Regions from separate parts of the Mus musculus genome. Here region 2 is linked to region 1. A link is a loop called in an ENCODE intact Hi-C map of the cell type or tissue named here. Cell type or tissue: left cerebral cortex. All regions are shown on one strand.

The links. A loop is a pair of places that touch in the nucleus more often than their neighbours do. Peaks named below come from ENCODE experiments on the same cell type or tissue, not always from the same donor. Only the 100,000 strongest peaks of a DNase experiment are listed, where the experiment ranks them.
Region 2: a loop joins it to region 1, with 1.9 times the contacts of the local background. A loop is called at or near these places in 2 of 42 quality-filtered maps.

The regions. Positions count from the first base shown.
Region 1 is chr5:98,981,158-98,989,157 of GRCm38, reverse strand. Prkg2 (protein kinase, cGMP-dependent, type II) reads left to right here. Exons shown (of 19, transcript NM_008926.4): 6 at 808-871; 7 at 7,995-8,000. Among named protein-coding and RNA genes, the nearest start is that of Prkg2, 52 kb to the left of the region's middle. In left cerebral cortex, no CTCF peak of the experiment used is centred here; a DNase peak (open chromatin) is centred at 3,886.
Region 2 is chr5:99,027,235-99,035,234 of GRCm38, reverse strand. All of the region lies in intron 1 of Prkg2 (protein kinase, cGMP-dependent, type II), which reads left to right. Among named protein-coding and RNA genes, the nearest start is that of Prkg2, 5.8 kb to the left of the region's middle. In left cerebral cortex, a CTCF peak has its summit at 3,839 (motif pointing right); DNase peaks (open chromatin) are centred at 3,037, 3,457, 3,816, 4,666 and 1 more place.

The sequences.
Region 1 (8,000 bases):
GCTTCAGTATTCTATTTCAAATGTTCCTGTTACCTGCCTCTGGAAACACCAATTTAAAAAGGCAGCACAGTAAGATTAATAATCAAAGAATATGTCACTGGTAATTTTCATGTTCCCATGGGTTCAATCTTTACCTAATTACAGGGAGTTAGATGAAAATCTGCTCCTCCATCTTGAACAGAGTAGTCCACCTGGGCTAGAAGAGACGTGGAGAACTGGAAGCAAACACTTTTCCAGATATGAGTCGCTTAGCAAACCAGCAACAGTGTGTCTGGGTCCCCCGAGTGAGTGGGTGGGATGTCACTGTTACCTTTGTACAAATAATACTGTCATTTCTGCACCTATGACAAAAGCCTGGAAGAGTAAGGGATACATGAACCATTTTCCATTGTTAAGAGACTCTGTTATTTATGCGATTTCAGTTATTTGAATGTTTATATTGGAAAAACTGAAGTGCATTATTATAATAGTATGAAAATATAAGAATTTAGAATCTGTATGAAATATATATTTTCCAAGACATAAGCAAGAACTAGGTGTGGTGTTGTATGCCTATAATACTAGTTCTTAGAAGGCCAAATCAGGGGAATCATTAGTTTGGGGGTAGCCTGGACTACATTGTGAGACTCTATCTCAATTGTTTTTTCAAGACAGGGTTTCTCTTTATAGCCGTAGCTGTCTTGGAACTCACTTTGTAGACCAGACTGGCCCCGGACTCAGAAATTTGCCTGCCTCTGCCTCCCAAGTGCTGGGACTTGATTACAAAAAGATAATTAATTTAAGATTTTTTTTTTTTAAATTTTGAAGTGTCTCCTTGTTGAAGAATTTACCTGAAGACAAACTAACCAAGATCATTGACTGCTTGGAAGTGGTAAGAAATTTTAAAGTAAAAAACTCATATATATCATTAGATCTTAGAACCTAGTCATATTATTAGTAATGTAAATGAATAAAGAGGAAAAGATGGGAGAACATTTTAAGTCCAGAGAGCAGGAGCCATGTCCAGTTGTGAAAAAATGTTTTAGGGCAGCTCACACTGAGATAAGGGGCCAGCCAGGGTTAGGTAGATAGACTCGGAACTTGCTGAAAGAAATTTGCATGTGTAAAGTGAAATTTGATTTACATATTTTAATCTTTTTAGTTCATTTTATACAACTAATCTGCCTTACTCAAGAGGCATTTGATTTTCTCCCATTAACATCACAATCCCTTGCAGAGTTTTCACAATATAAAGGAGTCAGTGAGGCATAATTAGGAAGCAGGGTACATAAAGGGCATGCTGATGCTGTGGGGGAGGATGCTGATGCTGTGGGGGAGGATGCTGATGCTGTGGGGGAGGATGCTGATGCTGTGGGGGAGGTGCCCAGAAGCCAGCCCGAAGCAGTCTATACTCAGCACTGTGGGCCATGGAAACACATATTAAGAGCTCACACTTGAGTACTTTACCTATTCCAATATCTAGAGGCAAATGACAGATTGGAGTGTGTTCAAAAGCTTATTCCTGGCATCCCCCAGATGGCTGGTTTTAGTTTAAGACTTGTCAAGCCTTATTGTGAAAAAAAAAAAAGATTTTATAATGTACCTTGTTTTTTAATGATACTGTTTTATGTAAACCTCTTTAGGTTTCGAATTATAACTAAAAGCAAATACCCCCTCTTACTTTCTTAGGGGTTCTGTTTCATTGAAACCAAAAATTGACCTTTCGGAAATTAAGAGGAAATAGGGGGTTGGTGGCAGTATCACGACTGGATGTGATGTTTATACAGAGCTGCTTTCAGTGGGAACAAAGTAAAAGAAAAAGGAAAAAAAGAAAGCCTGCCCATCTGTTGACAAATTCATGCCCCTGTCAATCATAGCATAGTGTAAAGACTTATGTGTTGAGAAAGAAGCAGGGATTATTTTATCCTAAATCTAAGCAGCAGCAGTAATGTTTCCATGTACAGTCATGGAACCCATTGCATAGTTGAAGGGCAGGCTATGGGGACACAATGCCTCACCTCCTGTCCGCTGGGACTTCAGATATGAAGTCAGATTCAACAAACCTGTGTACTCTGCATTCCTTCGGGATTTTTCACCAATCACAGATGTTACAAATTAATAATTCATCCCAATTTCTTAGGATGTTTTTCCTTCCAAACCAGAGAAGCCCTATATGTACATATTTTTGTTGTTGTTGTTGTTGTTACTGTTGTTAACCTAAGAAAGTCTGTTTTTAATATACTACTAATAGAGTGGTTTCATTGGAGGGACATTCCGAGCTGACAGCAAATATGAGATCTTGGCATCATTAAAAATATATGGTCAATTAGACCTATTTATAGGGGCCATAGGCAACAGCCACAGAATACATAGATGGGTCTAGAGTCCAGTACTAATTAGCACATAATTCAAGTTTGTAAGCTTCATCTTTTAAAAGGCACTAGGAGAGCCTGATTACATCTCAGCCTCTGTAGACAGCAGCACCATGTATAAAGGCGCTCTTTATTCACACCTGGCAAACAAATGCATCCCAGTCATGTGTGAAAAGCCTCAGATGTGGAAGGGATTAGCGAGGGAGTAATGGAGTCTGTTTAGTTCTGAAAAATAGGGCACAATTTACAAAACAGATCCTCCCCACAGTCAACCCCCAGTGCAGGGAGCTGCGATAAAGCACCGGCTGAGTTCTCAGAGGGCAACACATCTCCACAGTTTTTGAGAAAAGAGGTGTCTGAAAGGCTGCTTAGAGGTTGGTAGGGAAGCTGTTTTTTTTCCTTTGTGTCGGGGGGAGAAAGGTGGAGAGAAGAGGATCAGAGCTTCCTGAACCAAGCAGTAGAGCTGGCAGGTTCCAAAGAAACTCAGAACTAACTCTGGTACCTTTTAGCATGAAAAAGCATTTTGACCACCAGGCCCATTCAGTATCTGTGACTCTTAGTTCTTCTTACCCTGACCTTTAAACAGCTCCAGCCCAGGGGCGGGGCTTCTGGGCGGGCTTTCCAGGGGCGGAGCTTCCCTTCTTCCACCTTCTCATTTCATCAGCAACTGGTTCTTTTGATCTTCATTCTCCTTCTCTCCTTCCCTTCCCTCACTCCCTCCCTCTTTCTCCCTCTCTCACAGCTCCTGGTCCCCTTTCTTGCTCATTTTTCTTCTTCTCTTTCACTCTTCTCTCTCTGCTTTCATGTCCGGTTCAGTCATGTTAGTCTACATGCATTTTTCCTCTCCTTGCTCTGCCTTTGGCTGTACTCTCCCTTACATCTACAATAAAACCTGTGTCCTCTACCACACCTAGAAACGATCATATCCTCATTTTCACTCAGACCCTTTGTGTTTAAGACCTTGTGAACTCCACCACCAAGTGTCTCTGATAGTTCAGTTTTTTATCAGCTTTCTTGAACACAGGTGTCCCAGAGCATTGAGCTGGGTAGGCAGCCATCTTCTGGAAGCCCCTGCTCACATTCTGACCAGAACACGAGTAGGAAGAGTAGGAATAATGGCACACAGTCACGGCTATGCTTTAGGATTTGTCTAAAGATAGCCTTAAGAGAGGATGCAAGTTTGGAGTGGTGCCAACAATGGACGATAATGAGAACTTTAATGTGCCTTGTATATCTGCACAGTCATGAAGAAGACAGGAGAAGCAAGAGTGTCTGATTCCATGTCAACAACAGGGCAAAGCATGGAGTTTGTGTAGGCCCTCAGTACTGACACCCCAATGCCCACTCACCTCTGTGCCTTTCCTAGAGCTCCCATTGTGTCAGGGGAGGTGGGGTACAGTAATGTGAATGCCTTTATTCTATTGCAGATCTGGGTTGCCAATAGATAGGCAGGTACTGCCTTTCACATACTGAGTCAGAAACTAGTAGAGCATGCCAATTTCACAGCTTTAGCATTTTACCAATAGGATTTTTATGCTCATTATGGTTTGAGAAATACCGAGGTGTGAAAGCGGATTGAGAAGTCTGTTTTGTAAAGTGTGCCCTGGTCTGCCTCCTCCTTCCAGGGATTTCCATTTTAAATCATGTTTGGCAAAGTCTAGTCGTGTGTGTGTGTGTGTGTGTGTGTGTGTGTGTGTGTGTGTGTGCTGTATGTAGTTTGGGTGAGTGTTTTCTGTGTGTTACATGTACTTTGGGTGAGTGTGTTGTGTGTAGTCCGGGTGAGTGTGCAGGTGTGGACACATGTGTATGTGCATGTGTATGGAGGTCAGAGGACAATCGATGGGGTGGGTGTCATTCCGGGGGCACCAACCCCCTTTTTTCTTGAACAGGGTCTCACATTGGCCTGAATGCACAGATTAGACTAAGCTGGCTGGCCAGTGAGAGCCCTAGGAATCCACTTGCCTTTGCCTCCCCAGTGCTGGGATTAAAACAAGCACTCCCATAGCTAGTTTTCAAACGTATGGGCTCTGGGGAGCAAATTGAGGCACTCATGCTTCTATAAGATGACCACCTTACTGCCTGAACTATCTCCCCAGCTCTATAAACAGGTTTGGAGAATGAATTATACATGTGTGCATCTATGTATTTTTTCATGTATGTTACATCTCTCTTCAGGCTTCTAGGCATCCTCCTTTAAAGACTCCTTTTCAGACCATGCGTGGTAGATTATTACTAGTTCATGGAAGTGATTCACTGGAAGAGTTTTGCAAAATCAAAGGGGCAAGTATAGTTACGGTTTCAAAGACACTTTATATTTTACGTCAGTGTCTATGTGTGCATACCTTTATGGGTATATCGAGCAAACATGTCCAGTGAATTCCTTATTCCAGGGAAAATGCCCGTGGCTTTTTGGTCGTCTAAGGGACCCTTTGCGACGTAACCGCAGGGCTGTCACCGCACTGTTTGCTCTTCTCTTTTTGGTTGCAGTGGCCACCCTGGCCTGACTGGCTGCATTCCCCAGTTGACAAATACTGGGCAGTCCAGCATCGTGGCCAGTTCTTACCACCATATATTTTTGGTCTGACCTATTTCCACAGGCTTTCCTGGTCCACGAGTTGCTGTCGACACACTGGGAGGTACTATTTGCCTTCCTTCCTCAGTTTGAGGTGACAAAGAACCATCCCTGGGCTGATTCCACAGGGGAAGTTACCCTTTAAGAAATAATAAGGCTCTTTCTCAATGTCCCTTCTCAAGCTCGTACCCTCTGAACTTGCTGGTTGTCAGGAATTAAGACCACACCTCTGTGCATGTAAGAGGATTTGTAGTAGTCCAAGAACAGCCTGGTAGCCCATCAGAAGCTTCTCATGTCATTTCTATTCCATGTCTGGGTCAGGGACCAAGATTGGAATGGGGGTAAGGGACATCCCCAGCCATGGTCCACCTGGCAGGACACTGCCACTTCACCGAAGTGATTGATATTTTAATTAGTTACAGGAGGAGGGCACCTTGGATTGCAGGGATGTGGTCATTCCTAAAGGGTCATAGTTACTGCCACTGTGAAATAGAGCATCTCCATAAAGAAGGCTTCTGAAAAAAAAATATGAATTAAGAAAAAAACGAAGAGCTGGGCTAAGTGAAGTGAACATAAAACCTCACTGTTTGTGTAAAATAGAATTCATCTCTCATTCACAGACCAATCCAGGGGGCATTTTAGGTTCACCCGGTCATCTGGGGATGTAAACTGATGGCTACTTTGCCATCGTCATTTAGCAAATGGTTTTCAAGGTCCCTCCAGGCCATGCCATTAAGGATGTGCACATGGAATGGTTCATGAGTCTGGCTCGGAAGTGAGATGCATGGCCTCTGCCTTATTCTTTAGGACATAATTTAACCATATGGTTAATATTAACAACAGATGCATCACTTCCTTGGGTAGCCATAGATGACTCTGAGAGCCAGCTTGCCATCCGTCCTGTCACAGAAATTAACAGTCACTAGGTGCCTGGTGTGTACCAAAAAATTCTACCATGTATTTCATGAACATTTCCACTTCATCCTCAGACAATGCTGGGTGCCGTAGATACAGAAGGGCAAACTGAGGTCCAGAGATGTGGCCATAAACCACATACCACAGTCCCTTTCCTTAATACATCAGTTATTAAATAAACATTTACTGTGTTTAAGGTGTTTCCAACGTTTCAGAAAACACTGTCTTATGGGGATATACAGAACTGTACTCACGCACCCCCCCCCCCAACCCCTTGTTGGCTAGATGGGCTGAATGTAAATACAGAAGCCCTTGAAAAAGAGAATCATTCTACGTGGAACCAGAAGTGGAAACTAGGGAAGGGTCCTAAGTGAGTAAGAATCTCACATTCAGTGCTTGTTCTAAGCTGTCAAGGAGACTGCAGCAGTCAGAGGCCTCCCAGTGCTCAGAGCAGCCCTGCTGACTCCCCACTGACAGCCGAGAAGGAAATGCAGTCTGTCCCCACAAGCAAGTTCAGGCAGCCATCACAGTGAACTTGAGGAAGATTTCCTGTACCTGGAGGTTTCAGGATGGAAGGCAGCCCCTGCTAATACCTCAAACTCAATCCTGAAAGACCTTAAGCAGCTGCTCTCCTCTGTCCTTGGGCTTTGCGATCCACAGAAACATTAAGCTAACCAAAGGGAGTTGCTCTGAGCCACTAGATCTGGGCCTGTTGGTTTTAGAAGCTGCAGAAAGCTAACACATTTCTATAGCTTTGAAGGTTAGGGTACTCAGGTGATGTATTCAGTTAAAAGCAATTCCATGTAGAACTGGGCTTAGGATCTGGTTCTTTTGGTTTCATGTGTCTTTCTGAGAGATGCTGAAATGTCTAATTAAGTGTATACAATGCTAAGAGAATAAAAGGTATATTCATTGATGTGAGGAGTAATATTCAGTCCATAAAGATTTGTTCTATTACACTTTGCTCATTTTGCTTAAATGACTAGGAAGGTTTTGAAAAGCAAACACATTAAAGTAGATTTAGTTTAGAACTTACTTTCCAGTCTAAAGGAAACAAATGAGTGAAATTATGTTGTCAGTTTGTTGTAGACATTATTAAGAAATCCATCTTACTTCTCTGAGTTGAGACAGCCTCAAACGAAGACAACACAGAAGGGGGTCAATGTGATCTGTCTGTGTCCCATGATGCTGGGTGGCTCTTTTGCTCTGACAAGTGGGTACTTCTTTCTCACCAAGATTAGTACAAGAAAGAAAGAAAGAAAGAAAGAAAGAAAGAAAGAAAGAAAGGAAGGAAGGAAGGAAGGAAGGAAGGAAGGAAGGAAGGAAGGAAGAAGGAAGGAAGGAAGGAAGGAAGGAAGGAAGGAAGGAAGAAAGAAAGAAAGAAAGAAAGAAAGAAAGAAAGAACGAAAGAAAGGAAGGAAGGAAGGAAGGAAGGAAGGAAGAAAGGAAGAAAGAAAGAAAGAAAGAAAGAAAGAAAGAAAGAAAGAAAGAAGGAAGGAAGGAAGGAAGGAAGGAAGAGAAAAAGAAAGAGAGAGAAAGAAAGAAAGAAAAAGAAAGAAGTGATCACTTGCAGTTTCACGAGGATAAATCAACACTAAAGCCAGAATCTGCACATGTAGGTTCTGTTCTTGCTGGGACCTTTTCTGATGAAGACCGTTTAGAAACAATGTGCATAGCAGAGCTACCTGTTGTGTACATGAACACTTTCTAGGTGGTGGTGTTTCACAAAGAGTTAGAAACGGAGGCTGCCTCTCCTCATACCCACTGGGAGTATTTTCAAGCTATCATGCAATCATGTGTTCTTTTCTGAACCTTGAACCTACTCTTTAGCAGTTACTAGACATTGCAGTTCATAGATCACACTGTATCCCCGGCTGTCGTCTTGTTCTCTCTTCTCACCGAATCTCTGCTCTCGGTAACTGAAAGTGAATATTGCAAATGAAGGTTTCCCAAGAAAAGATAAGAACAAGCACAGTTCTTCTAGCTGATCAATAAGGCAACGCTCTTTAATTTTTACCACAGCATTGATGACAGGTAGGGTAAGCTCACAGGCAGTCCACACTCACTTAAAGACACAAAGGGCTCTGTTTCCTGTATGGCTTCAGTCATAGACCTCACTTGATCCAATGTTTTGTTTGTTTTCTTCATCCCACTAGGAATAC
Region 2 (8,000 bases), 46 kb before region 1:
ATTCCTCCACCCTGGCACATTAAGTCTTTGTTAGATTAAGGACATCCTCTCTCACTGAGGCTAGACAAGGCAGCTATGGAGACTGAGCTGCCTGTCTGCTACATATGTGCAAGGGGGCTTTGCTCTAGCCCATGTGTGTTCTTTGATTGGTGGTTCAGTCTCCGAGAGCTCCCAGGAGTCCAGGTTAGTTGGCTTGGTTGATATTCCTTTGAAGTTCCTTTCCCCTTCAGGGCCTTCAGCCACCCCCCACACCCCCACCCCCATCCTGAACTCTTCCTTAAGTGTCCCTGACCTCCATCTGCTGCTGGGGGAGGCTCTCAGAGGACAGTTATGCTAGACTCCTGCCTGCAAGCTTAACAGATTGTCATTAATAATGTCCGGGATTGGTGCTTGCCCTACGGGATGGGCTGAGTTGGACCAGTTATTGGTTGGCCTTTTCTTCCGTCTCTGCTCTATCCCAGCATTTCTTTTAGACAGGACACATTTTGGATCAAAAGTTTTGTGACGGGTTCATGTCCTTATCCCTTCACTCATGATCCTGCCTGGCTACAGGTGGTGGCCTCTTTAGGTTCCATATCCCCCCCTGCCCTGTATCCCAGGTATCTGAGAATTCCTAGAAATCTTCCACTCCAGCTGGAGATTTTCATTCATTATCCTGGCCCTTTGGGCTCTGTCCTGTCTTTCCCCACACCTGATCCTGCCTTCCCATTCCCCTCCTCCATCCTCCTCCCATTTCCCACCCGGTTCCCTTCCTCTCTAGGCCTCCTATGATGATTTTCTTTTCCTTTCTAAGTGTGATTCAAGAATCCTTGCTTGGGCCTTCCTTCTTGCTTAACTGCTTTGGGTCTGTGAGGTGTCATGGATACTCTGTACTTTCTGGCTAATATCCACATATCAGTGAGTACAGACTGTGCCTAGCCTTTTGGGTCTGAGATACCTCACTGAGGATGATATTTTCTAGTTCCATCCATTTGCCTGCAAAATTCATTGTGTCCTTGTTTTTAATAGCTGAATAGTATTCCATTGTGTAAACACAACACATTTTCTGTATTCATTCGTCAGTTGAGGGACATCTGGGTTGTTTTCAGTTTCTTGCTATTAAGAATGAAGCTGCTATGAATATGTCATTGGGTATAGTGGGTCGACTTTCGGGTATATGCCAAGTGATATAGCTGAGTCTTTAGGTAGAAGTATTTCCAATTTTCTAAGAAACCACCAGACTGATTTTCAGAGTGGCCACACCAATTTGCAATCCCAGCAATGGAGGAGTGTTCCCCTTCCTCTACATTCTTACCAGCATGTGCTGCTCCTTGAGATTTTGATATTAGCCATTCTGATTGGTGTTAAGGTAGACTCTCAGGCTGACTTCTTCTCTTTGCATAGGCTTCTCCCTCTTACTGGCCCATGGCCAACTCAGGACATCTTCTGTCTCCACAAGGCTCCTTCTCTGTGACTCCTCCCTCCTTCTGCTGGTGTCATGGAGGGTCACTATAGATGGTGCTCCATGGAACATGTATCACCAAATGAATGAACGACACAGAATGGAAGTCATGCTTTCTTCCAACCCGCCCAAGATTAAAACATTGGGAGTGACTTGCTCCATTGTCTCGTGTGCAGTTTGATTCTCAACTGCCTCTATATTTTAAATTATTTTTTTAAACATGAGATCATAATATAATCACAACATTTCTTCCTTTTTCTCTCTCCGGAAATTTCCATCTACCCCTCCTGCTCTCCTTCAAATTCATGGTGTTGTTTTTCATTGTTACTATATGATAGGTCATAGAATATAATATGATACATATGCTTGATGTAGGTATCCTGTTCAGTCCATATGTAGTTATATGTATGTGTGTGTGCTTATATGTATATTTTCAGGCCTGGCTCTTTGCTCGGGGCCAAAAAAATAAAATGGGTGTGCTCTTGTGTGTCCTGGTCACAGGTTCTAGGCCAGGTATTCTGACAGGAGCTGATTCTAACGCCTACTGTTCTCAGTTATGAGATTTCCCGGGGTTTTGAACCTGCTTCAGCTTTACCAGTCCCTCTGTCTGGTGGCCCGGTTCTCCTTGTTCCACGTGCTCTTCCTTGGGGAAACTCACGGCACCTGCTCCCGGCTCTCCTCCGTTGCCTGCAGTCCTGTGTGTGGCTATCCCTCCTCACTTTAGCTCCTTACCACAGCTCCTTCCTTTCCAATCTAAGAGTCAGATTTTCAAGCTGCTGTTCCTGTCCTGTCACTGAACCGGGAGCTTCCTCAGTCTCCACTCATCTGTCAACCACTGCGACAAGTCTTAGGTTCTTCCTTGCCTTTGACTTTCCAGCCCCTTATTTATTTCTGTTTATTGCACGTCTGTGCTTGAAATGTACATACATCTCTCATTCTGAGCATGTCCAGAATTAAACTGGTGCTCTGTCTCCCAAATCTGCTCCTCATTCAGGCTAATGGCACCGCCTCTCATCCGGTCGCCACAAGGTGAGCATGAGGTCCTTACTCTCTTTCTCCCCGTCAAGGACCATCAGCTATAATGTCCTGATTTGTGCATGCCAGCCCACATGTCTGCCTTGATGGTTTATATGTGTGTGTGCAATATTCCCACCCCACCAAAGGAGCTGAATGGAGGGCTACTGAACTTTTTTACATATAGGATACATAGTGTTCATAAATTTCATGCTGTGACTTCTGCTGGGGGTGGACTCTTCCACAGAGAGCTTCCAGTGATGTGACAGGCTTACAAGTTTGCGAGTTGAGAGGAAAGCATTCTCAATTTCAAGATGCTGTGCACAGATAAAACAGCAGCCGGTTTCAAGCTGAGTCCCACGTCCACAGTCACAGGGCAGCATGCGAAAAGAAGCTTGTAAATGTAGCACTGATAGGAGACTTGGCTTTTTCTCACAGGGTCAACTCTGTATGGGTGTTTGGAGGGAAAGAAGCAGGGGTTTAGATACTCCATGATGGTTACTTATTTTCTAAAAGAGCTCTGGAGAGACAGGCAGATGGCAGTATCATAGAGCTGTGTATCATTTTCATATAACCTTAGAATTGTATCTAAGGAAGCCAGTACAATCCCCTCCTCCAACTTCAAGCTGAACTGCCAATATGATAAAAATAATCTATTCTGCTTTTCATGATTTATGGAAGGAGAGGAAATTGCAGTTACCTGTAACCATCACTTCTGTGAAATCTTCTGTAGTAATGTTTTTCTCTTCCTGGTTACCATGGAGATGGTCTGTATTCTCCCTAGTTCAAGAAGTCTGAGCCAGGAGAATAGGTTTGAAGCTCTGGGCTGGCTCTAATCTCATAAGCACTTCTCACTCGGATGGGTGCCGCCACCTTTGTTTTACTGCCCCCCTCCCCCGCAGCTTTCTTCCTTTGGTTTCATGGTTATTCCAGGGGCGTTATCTTCTAAAGGACAGATATGACTATACAGCTTGAAAAAGAACTTGGCTTGCATTAACACCCAGATACCATAATAAGGCATGTGCATTTTCAGATCCTTACTCCAGCAGATTCCTCCTTTTTAGCTTGTTACTCATTACTTTTCTTCCGCCCATCATCCCTTTAGCCCATTTTCTCAGTGAGCTAGGCTTTAGGTTTTCTTGCATTTATTTCAAAGTAAGTGTTCTAAGTAATAGACGCTCTACTTGGGAACAGTTTTAGGTTTAGAGAAAAGTACAGAAAAGCTTATATGCCACCCCCTCCAGTTTCCCTTGTTCCTAACAACATTAAACACAGATTTTTAAAAAGAAAAAATTCAAATTTATTTTTATTTATGTGCATTGTGTGCCAGATCCATGTGGTGCTCACAGAGGCCAGAAGAGGGCACCAGAGTCCCCGGAGCTTAAGTTACAACCAGTGGTGGGCTATCTGTGTGGGTGCTGGGAACAGAAGTCTAGTCCTCTAGATGTGCAGCAAGGGCTGTTAACCTCTGAGCTATCATATATCAGTGTCTGTTACAACTGATGAACCAATTTGGACCTATTACTAACTAACGCCCATCATTATAGTTGGGTCTATTCTTTGTATTGAACGTGCCATGGGTTATTGAAGTGCATGATAACAAATATCTATCATTGCAGTATCATATGGAATAGTTTCAATGTCACAAGAGCCATGGCATTTAACTTGTTAGCTCCTTTCTCTCTTGCTCTCCATAGCTCTTGACAGATACTCATCTTTTCATGTCTATACCTCTTCTATTTCCCATAATGCCATGCTGTTGGACTTATACTGTGTTGACTCTCCTGGTTTCTTTCTTCCTTTAGTGATATGTATCTGAATTTCCTCTAAGTCTTCTCGTTTTTGTTTTATTTTGTTTCTTAAATGATACTCCTTATTCTTGAATAATATTCTGGTAAATTGATGCATAGGAGTTTCTTGTTAACCAACAGAAGGACATGGTTGCTTCAAAGTTGCAGCATTCATGACGGTTTTGAGGAAGCCATGTGACTCCTACTGGATAATCACCAGGAGGCATGATTACCTGAGTGACAAATGCCTGCTCTGTCTTCCTAAGTGTCTGTGTCACCTCATGTGGCCTCTGGTCACACCAACCTTCCTGTTAGTACATGTCCTGCCAGCTTTGGTGTGCTCTGTGACCACTGTGTCTCAGTAGCTCCAGTTAGTTTGACACTATCTGCTCACAGATGACCGTGTCTCCTCCCACTTTTCTTTGCTCTCTACGAAGACATCTGCTCTGAGACATCTGCTCTGGTCTTTCCCCATTTTTCAGGCTTATTTAAATTGTTGAGTGTTGAGAAAGCCTCCTTTGTTTGCTCAACTACCTCATTCTCTTCTTTTGCAGTTTTCAGTTGTAACAAAGTATAAACATAACAATTTCTCCTTTCCTAATTTACTTGTACTTTTTTTTTTTAATTTAAAATGTTACCACTGAATCCAAGATCATCTGGACTCACCTATGCTGTCTTCTAGGCTTGAGAGTTTTATGTTTAGACTCCTGATCTACTCTCAGGTTACATTTTGTAAAAGCTGTAAAGTCTCCATTAGCTTCCCTTTGCTCTTTCTTGGAGGGTCAGATGTGCATGATCTGAGGTCACTTCTGGGCTGCTCTGCTCCATTGGTCTACATGGCTGTTGTCTCCCCAAGGCTCTCTCAGCCACTCTTCTCTTACCCTCTCAATGTTTGTTGCTTTTTTTGTGAGCACAGAGAGCTAGAGTCAGCTCTCTGAGTGCTCTCCTTTAATAGCTTGCTTATTTGGTGTAGTTTTCAATCAATACTCTGTTGTTTTGATTGAAATAAGCCATTCCCTTGAGTAAATAGTGCTAACGGTAATAATACTAACAGTAATAATACTGTTTAGGATTCATTAAGCCATGATGATATATACCAAGAACAGTGCTATATTCTCACCATTATCGATGTCATATGACTCTCTAAGAATTCTATATGATCGCAAATTGCTTTATCTCTTTGTCTATCTGTTTGTCTAAATGTCAATCCGTCTCTTCTGTTCTTATCATTAAGCCTGGGGGCTGTTCTGAGGACTCAGAAAAACTAGTCGGAAGAACTTAGACAGGGACTCTGGCTCTGCAGCCTGAGCCATCTTGCATGCTCATATATATGCTTGTAACACACCCTGTGTGTGTGTGTGTGTGTGTGTGTGTGTGTGTGTGTGTGTGTGTGAGAGAGAGAGAGAGAGAGAGAGAGAGAGTCAGAGAGAGAGAGTTTGTGTATGTGTGTCTCTCTGTGTGTATCTGTTTATGTGTATGTGAGTGTGTGAGTTTGTATATGTGTGTCTTTGTGTATCTGTTTATGTGTATGTGAGTGTGTGTGTATTTGTGTCTATCTGTGTGTGTACCTGTGTGAATCTCCTTGTGTGTGTCTGTCTCTCTGTGTATCAGTATGTGGTGTGTATATATGTGTGTGTATCTCTGTGTGTGTATCTGTATGGGTGTGTATTTGTTTGTGTCTGTGTGTATGTCTCACACTCTGTGTATTTACATAGGTGAGTATATATGTGTGTATGTGTGTGTATCTGTGTGTCTGTGTGTCTGTGTGTATGTGTGTTTGTATATATTTCTGTATATCTGTGTCTCAGTGTATGTGTCTCTGTGTCTGTGCCTGTGTGTGCAGGTGAGTGTCTCTCTCTATGTGCTGTGTGCCTGTTCATGTGGATGCATTTCTATCAGACTCCAGAAAAGTAGAGAGAGCAATGAATATTAAGAACAGAGCCACACTTCTGTTCTTAAACTACTGGAGAGCTAAAGGAGGGCAGACAGCAAAGCCACATTTTGCCACACTGCCTACCAGGTGTGACTCTGCCCACAAGTCCTTCTTAGAGTCTTTGCTCTGTGAGTAGCGTCTTCTGCAGAAGGAGAATCAGGGTAAGGATGGACACTGTGGTATCACCCTCTCCTCCTGCTAAATGCCACGGCTTCCTCTCCTCTCTCTCCTCTCCCTGACTGTGAAGAGTAGTCCCCCTCCAGTGAGTTCTGTTGTTGTGCCTTCAGAGATAACTCAGGGAGCCATTTTGATTTAAAGATTTCTCTTCAGTGTACGGGAACGAGTAGAGACTATACTAAGGAGTTGATGAGCTTGAGGGGATGTAGAAATTATTGATAGAGTCTTGGTTGCCATTCAAACTTTTCTCAGCTCCCGCCTTTTGCTAGGGCTTCTTTCCTGCTTTTTGTTTGTTTGTTTTATTCCACAATGTATTCTTTTCTCAATGGGACATAATGTCTAGGAAGAGTAAGGTCTCACTCCCACAAGGGAATATTTGCATCTTTAAGGACCTCTTGTCTGGAAGGTATCGACTTCCTTAGACTTCTGCCTGGTACAGAAATTCAGTTCTGCGTTTTCCTTCTATAGAGACAATAAATCCATCTCTAGCCCCATCCTGCTAAAAGAGCCCTTTATGTACCTCGTGTCTCCCACATGTTTTGCATCACAATGGAATGCTTAGCAATCTTCATCATGACCCTAATGAGATGGAGATAAATATACCCATTTTATAGATACACAAGTGAAAGTGGAGATGCCATGTAACTTACAGGAGGTTGGGAGAGGGTGGGTTGCTTCCTTCCCTTGTGTATCTTGAATCTGTTGCTCAAGTTAAACTGGGCTTTTAATCTTAATGACATTTCTTATTACATCATCCACTGTCCTCTAATGTAAAAATGATTTTAATAACCTGTAGCTGCTAGACGGATGGAGCACCGTTCTGCAGCTCATTTCTCCTCTAGCTACCAATTCATATTTGAGAAATCGCTTACCCTAGTGACAGCTAAGCAGCATACAGTGTGAATCTAATCAGGCTTTATGTGGCCAGAGGCTTGAAACCTTGCTTTGTGGGGTAGCAAAACTTAAACAGGTGACAGGAGAGCTCATGCCAGTCTTGAAAGACCCAGGAACTTGTTTAAGTCAGTGAAAGGCAAGTTAGCTGCTCTTATCTCTTCCTGCTCCAGGGATTCTAAAGACCCCACAAGGTTTATACAGCTTCCAAGGTGACCTCAGGGAAACAGAGGAGATTGTGAGGGTTTCGTGCTCTACACTTAATCGTGCTTTAGGTTTGTAAGGTGACTGGATTGGCACAGATTTTGCTCTGTCCATATATAGCAATGACTCTTGACCTTTTCATATTTAGGGTGCTATAACTTTTTATTGTTAAATCCAAGCGTTAATATCCATGAGAGGATATGGATATACTCCACAGAGTATATGGTACTCCAGGCTCAGTAAACAGTTGTTTCATGAATACAGAATGAGTCATTAGTTCAATATTAAATTTAAATCTGTTTATGCTTGCCGTGCTCTCTATAAGAAAATGCTGTTGCCTCCTTACCACTTCCTTGGCTGAAAATGCTTGTCCACAAACCAAAAAAAAATCTGTCTAGAAAAGAGCTTAGGGCTGCATGACCAAGGCTCGCACATATGGTAATTTCAGAGAGCTCTGGGAATACCTTTCAGGATATCACTCAAGTTGATTCTTTCATGCCTCAAACTAACGTCTGATGAGTTGCTTATTCTGGATACGAGCCTTTTCGGG